2 separate regions of the Homo sapiens genome follow, and region 2 is linked to region 1. Evidence: chromatin loops called from intact Hi-C (ENCODE). Cell type or tissue: gastrocnemius medialis. All regions are shown on one strand. Links, peaks and the distances in the headings refer to the core of each region. The heading gives the core; the rest is flanking DNA.

What was found. A loop is a pair of places that touch in the nucleus more often than their neighbours do. Peaks named below come from ENCODE experiments on the same cell type or tissue, not always from the same donor. Only the 100,000 strongest peaks of a DNase experiment are listed, where the experiment ranks them.
Region 2: it touches region 1 in a loop (2.9-fold over the local background); 12 of 110 quality-filtered maps call a loop at or near these places.

Annotation. Positions count from the first base shown.
Region 1 is chr6:111,601,442-111,604,356 of GRCh38, forward strand. All of the region lies in intron 1 of TRAF3IP2 (TRAF3 interacting protein 2), which reads right to left. It also overlaps TRAF3IP2-AS1. Among named protein-coding and RNA genes, the nearest start is that of TRAF3IP2, 3.0 kb to the right of the region's middle. In gastrocnemius medialis, for the core only: no CTCF peak of the experiment used is centred there; DNase peaks (open chromatin) are centred at 620 and 1,750; H3K4me3 peaks cover 1,502 bases; H3K27ac peaks cover 2,500 bases.
Region 2 is chr6:111,659,775-111,662,636 of GRCh38, forward strand. It overlaps FYN (FYN proto-oncogene, Src family tyrosine kinase), which reads right to left. Exons shown (of 14, transcript NM_002037.5): 14 at 558-2,173. The coding sequence ends at 1,965. Among named protein-coding and RNA genes, the nearest start is that of TRAF3IP2, 55 kb to the left of the region's middle. RefSeq lists enhancers at 1,588-2,271, 2,272-2,862. In gastrocnemius medialis, for the core only: no CTCF peak of the experiment used is centred there; a DNase peak (open chromatin) is centred at 1,877; H3K4me3 peaks cover 1,293 bases; H3K27ac peaks cover 2,500 bases.

The DNA.
Region 1 (2,915 bases), core at 326-2,825:
AGAGGGGAGCTATCTTCCAGGGGACAACTCTAAGGCAAGGACGGATGGGATTTAATGAAGGTGTTATGTCCCCAGAAGAAGACAAATAGCACAGCAAGGAACAGAGGAAGGACAGGAGTGAGCAGCCTGAGTAATTAATAAACCATATTAACAGCTCCTCCATAATCAGGCCTTGGTGATCACAACTGCTTGGATTTTTTCTTAAGCTTTCTTTGAGTCAGGAATAGGTTTGAAGCGTCCTAGAGACACACAGCATGAATATTTCAGGTGGACATTAAAAAGAAATCTATAAATTTACAGCTGGGAGGATCCTGAGATCTACTTCGGATCAGAAACTTTCAATTACAAGATTCCCAAGGCCTTACTTCATTCCCCAGAGAGTAATCTTTTTAATAAATGTCCAAAAGTCATGGATTTAAAAAAAAATCTTTAAACTCATTAATGTCCTTTGTTTCCTGCCCAAATGCATGCAAACTTTCATAACACTGGTTTGCTGAGTGGAAGGTTGGTTTTGAGTGAACTGTTTGGCTCAGATTCAAACTCCAATGAACAAATACTTCCAAGTTTACTTGCTGAATTTCCCATACAGAGAAGTTCTTCCACTGGGCTTGCCAGAGGATTTGAAACAGTGGTGAGCCCTGGAAGGAAGGGAATATTTACTGGCCCTTGGACATAAACCCAGCACAGTAAGACTCACATCAGGCTGAAGGCAGTGCAGTATGAACCGACCTGATTTGAGGAAGTTTGCTCTGGGACTCCTCTGAGCTACTAAATGAGGAGGAGAAGGACTAATGGGAACACACTGACTCCATCACATTAGAAGTTATAATAAACATTTAGAGAACAACCTCAAACCAGCCCATGTTTTTTTTTTTTTTCTGTCGTTGTCATTGTTTTGGTTTTTGTTTTTTTGTTTCTTCAGATAAGATGGTTTCTCTAAGCACATGTGTGATCCCTAATTCAGCCACAGCCACGGAGTGAAGGAGAGGAAGGGGTAGAAAGGAAAAACCAAGAGAGGAAGAGGAAGGGAGAGAAAGGAAGGAAGGAGAACGGAAGAGAAGTAAGGAAAGTGGGGAAACGCTGAAGGATTTTTTTGTATTTGCCTTTTATTGGTGTAGGAGAGACACTTATTTACTTGTAATTTGTATGTAGTGCTGGGTATGAGAAGGGGCAGTTGGAAGAGAAGGGAAAGAATGAATATAGGTGAAAGGTAAGAGTGTCATAGGGTAAGCTGGGAGGCCAGGAAGAGTTTGGACAGACAGCTCAGAGTAGGAAGAGAGTTCAGAGCGGGGAGGGAGACCTGTTGACTCTGGGAAGGGGAAAGGGAAAAAACACTGGCATCCTGACTGCAGGGAAACAATGAGGCAGCGGAGAGCAAGTATCCCTCATTGCTGAGGGAGCTGCCAAGACCCCAGGCAGCCTCAGTCTGTGGGGTGCGGCCTGTGGGGTGCGAGGAGAGGGGCACAGGCTGGGAGCTCCGGTCAGTCCTGGCCCTCCTAAAGGGCTTGAGTTCAGCTGCCTTATCAGGGAACCAAGCCAAACCAGCACAGACCTAAGGATCACCCCATGGATGGAAGCCCACCCTTCTTCAGCCAGTCTACAACTCCTGGTATCCGGGAAGGTCTGTGCACACACAAGGTGTGCACACACACACACACACACACACACACAAGGCGTGCACACACAGCTACAGAGTGAGCTGAGTAGTCACAGCCAAGCACATGTGTGCTTCTAGGAGGCCTGCTGGGCACGGGAGGCAAAGACCATAAGTGGGAGAAAGGACAGCCTGAGTTTCATGAACTAAAAATATCTTGGTGACAACGCATTGGGAAGAAACAGGAGAGGCCCGGGGGGCAGCTTCTTGATTCCAGTCCTCAGACACTTTCTCATGGAAAAATCCTTCAGACTGCAGGATTGTTTTGATAAGGAAATGTGATCAAACATTAGGGGTCATTTCATTGGATCTGAAAGGAATTTAAAGTTGAATATGCCTCATCTGTGTTCACTCTTTTTTTTCTGCAGCAGTTGCCTGCAATTCATATATGTTTTTAGAAGCTAATTTAAAATTGCCTGCAGAAGAAAAATGATTTGAATTCAGGATATTCCTGAGATTTCCATTCTACAACGTGTAAAACAAAGATTTCATTTAGACAAACTACCCCACCATAATCTTTCTGAATGCCTGTTGAAGAATGCCTGCAGATATGACTGTCTTCTCCTCTTCTTTTTCTTTTCAGAGCATTTGAAAGTCACTAACTCCTTAATCCCAGGAGAAGCAGGCTTTAACATTTCCTGTCTCTACACCTTCCAAAAATGAGTAACCCTGAGTTAAGAACCTTTCTATCCGACATGTTGGTACATTACTCAGACCTCACTTCTGTTTAACCCACCCCATGCAAGGAACAGAGCAGAGTAACTACATTATCCATCTTTTGATGCTCCATCATGGAGTGACTGGTAGCTGCAGCAGCAGATTAAGAATGACTGTGGTGTGTGGCCTTTAAGGATTAGAGCGAGGCTGGCAAGTGCACAACAGTTAGCCTGCTTTCAGATAATGGTGCATCGTTGTTTGAAAATAAAATCAGGAACTCATTGCAGGTGAAATATCTTGAAATTCCTGTCCTTTCATCCCAGGGGAATAGAGAGAAATGCCTAAAAACATGACACGGACTACACCAGGACATCCCACAGAAACCAAAAGTCCTGCACCAGCCCATCCCAGTCAGCTAGGGCCTGTTTGAACTGTATTGATGGCAAGTAATTGCCAAAAAGAAACAATGACAATTTTTTTTTAAGTCACGGTCTGGAAAAAGTTAAGGATTCTGTGTATCCGCCATCTAATAATGTCTCTAATCACAGTCATCACCCTTACATGGTATTAGGATGTGTTTCATAGTTTCCCTTCCCCTCCCATT
Region 2 (2,862 bases), core at 363-2,862, 58 kb after region 1:
GCTGTAGAGATCTAAGGAGTGAATCTCATGTAACCCCTTCAGTTCTACAGACAGGCCCTGAAAATGACAGATGCCAGGAGGTGGCTCAGGGTCCTGAAGCTGAATGATCACAGAGCCAGGCGTGGACAGGTAGCCTGCGTCCACCCACTGCCCTTCCTACCACACCAGGTTGTCGCTCCGTTAGCTCCTTCATTACAGAAGTAGGGGGACATTTGGAAATAAATATACTGACTCCAGGACAAGAAAGATTCTTCTTGTGATTGTCTATTTCTCCTACAAGCAGGACACAGTAAATTCCGGTTAGAAAAAATGTCTGATAAATTCAGATGGTAAGGTATGCCTACTTTTGCTTTAATGATCCTCTGAAATAGCTGGTCAAGAGCCTACCCTTTCTAGAGGGAAAAGAACTCTCCAGATGTTCTGAATGTTTCTGTCATTTGCAAGTCATCGCACAAAGGCTAAATTCACCAGGTGATTCCATACCATCTGGTGTGGGACAGATGTGCCACAGAACTACGAGTACCTTCCATGATTTAAACAAATAAACAAAAAAAAAATTCAAATGTAAAATGCTCTCTTTTTAATTACTAAATTAAGAAAGTTAAACAATTTAAAAATGTAAACTCACAAATAAATCATAACAAAAAAGGAATTAAGACTTCAGAGTTGCTAGTCAGTATTAAAAACTCAATAGAAATAGGATTTTTGATTTGTTGTTGTTAAACATATGTAATTTAAGGTTGGTACAAACAGCAACTAAAAATGTAATACTTTTTTGTTTTTGTGCATCCCCATGAAATGTAAAGTAGTGCATAGTTATTCCACTGGAGAACTCCTGGACATATAGAAAGTCATTCGTTAGCAGTACAGGACATTTAAAACACTTATTTTACAATGGGAAATGTACAACCCCCACCCTCATTTCCCCCAGAAATTTTAGTTGCATGAGAAAGTTTAGCGGGTTGCCATGACTACAATGCTATGGGTTTTAGATCACTTAAATGTGGTTACAGGTTTATTAAATTAAAAATGTCTGAAACATTTCAGCATTCATATTTTTATACAAGAAGTTTGTGTGGTATCCATCTTCCAGTTCTCTTGGTAGTATCAGCCATTTGCTTGCTTATTTTTAAGTTTTGAGAACAAATCGCAGTAAGTTGAAGCAAATAGTGCTAACAGAACTTGTAAATTCAGCTTGGGGGGTGGTTCCTGAAAAGAGTCAAAGTAACAACCACCTACAGGTACAGTCATGAACCAGGAAAGTGCAATCCAAATGAAAAAATTCATGCTTTGCAAAAGCCAAAAATGAGGCCACTGGTGTTTTCAGAATAACACCGGTGCTTTGATGCTGACTTGCAGTAAAATCCTCCCTCTGGGTCCCGCAGCTTGGTGGCTCAGGCCGGCCACAGTCTCCACATTAGCACCCACATTGTATATGTACAGGGACATATATATTATATATATTCATATTTATAAAAAAGAAAACAAAAACAAACACCTGTCCTGATTGGTTTTTGTTAAAACATGAAAAAAAATTTTATTGTTTTAGACAAAGAGGCCACTTTTGGAAAATAATACTTTTTTTTTTTTAGTTGAATCAGGTGAAGACAGAGTTAAAATCACATAGGATTTGCATTTTTAAAAAAGGAAAGCACTAGGATTGTTGGCACTGGAGTAACTATTTACACTGAACAGAGGTTTGGCCTTTTACATAACATCGATACAATGCATTTTCCAAAGTCTGAGAAATAACAAGGTTCTGTCTCGAATGCTTCACAGAGGAGGTTCGGATTTGGGGACAAGTGTCATTAATGAGGGCCATGGAAGTTCGTCAGCTTCAGAGTCACATGCAATCTGATCCTGGGCGGTTCCGCTGCTGGGGAGCAGCTGGCTACGGAATTGAAAGCTAATGGGGAGGGGTGGGGCAGCCTCTGGGACAAGGCCTCTCTCCGCAGACCCGGGCCTTACAGGTTTTCACCAGGTTGGTACTGGGGCTCTGTCGCGGTAAAGTAGTCTTCCAGGAAGCTCTGCAAGTACTCAAAAGTGGGGCGTTCTTCAGGGTCCTTTTTCCAGCAGTGGATCATGAGCTCATGCAGAGAGATGGGGCAGTCCTGCGGGCAGGGCATCCTGTAGCCTCGCTCCACCTGCTCCAGCACCTCCCGGTTGTTCATGCCTGCAAAGACAAGCGCAGTGAGAGTGGGCACCCCGGGGATCCAGGCCCTGACCGCCGCACTTGCAGATCCCCTTTCTTCTTCTTTGCGTCTGCATGTGGCTAAAACATGCGGAGTACTCCCATCCCCCCAGGAGTCAAACCCTGCCATGCTACTCAGGAGTAAAGAAGGAGTGCAGAACTGAGACATGAAAAATTCAGAATGACTCTCAAAACATGATAAGTGAAGGAAGCCAGACACAACAGGCAACATACGGTATGATTTCATTCATGCGAAATTCTAGAAAAGGCGCAACTACATCTATAGAAAGCAGATCAGTGGCTGCCTGGGGGAGGGGAGGAATCCCTGCCAAGGGGCCAGAGGGAACTCCAAGTGGGATGGGAATGTTCTGTCAGGGTCAACGGGTCAACAAACTTTTCCTGTAAAAGGCCAGACAGTAAATATTTTTGGCTTTGCGGGTCACATATGATCCCTGTCTTCTTCTTTTTAACAACCCTTTAAAAACGTACAAAACAAACACAGGTTGGGAGCCAGACCTGCCAACCCCTGTTCTATATTATGTATGGGGTGGTGTGACTGTTTATGTTTGTCAAAACTCAATAAACTGCATCCTTAAAATTGTTGAATTTTATTGTGTGTAGATTATACTTCAATTAAACTGACAACAATATATGAATAAAGCAGACAAAAA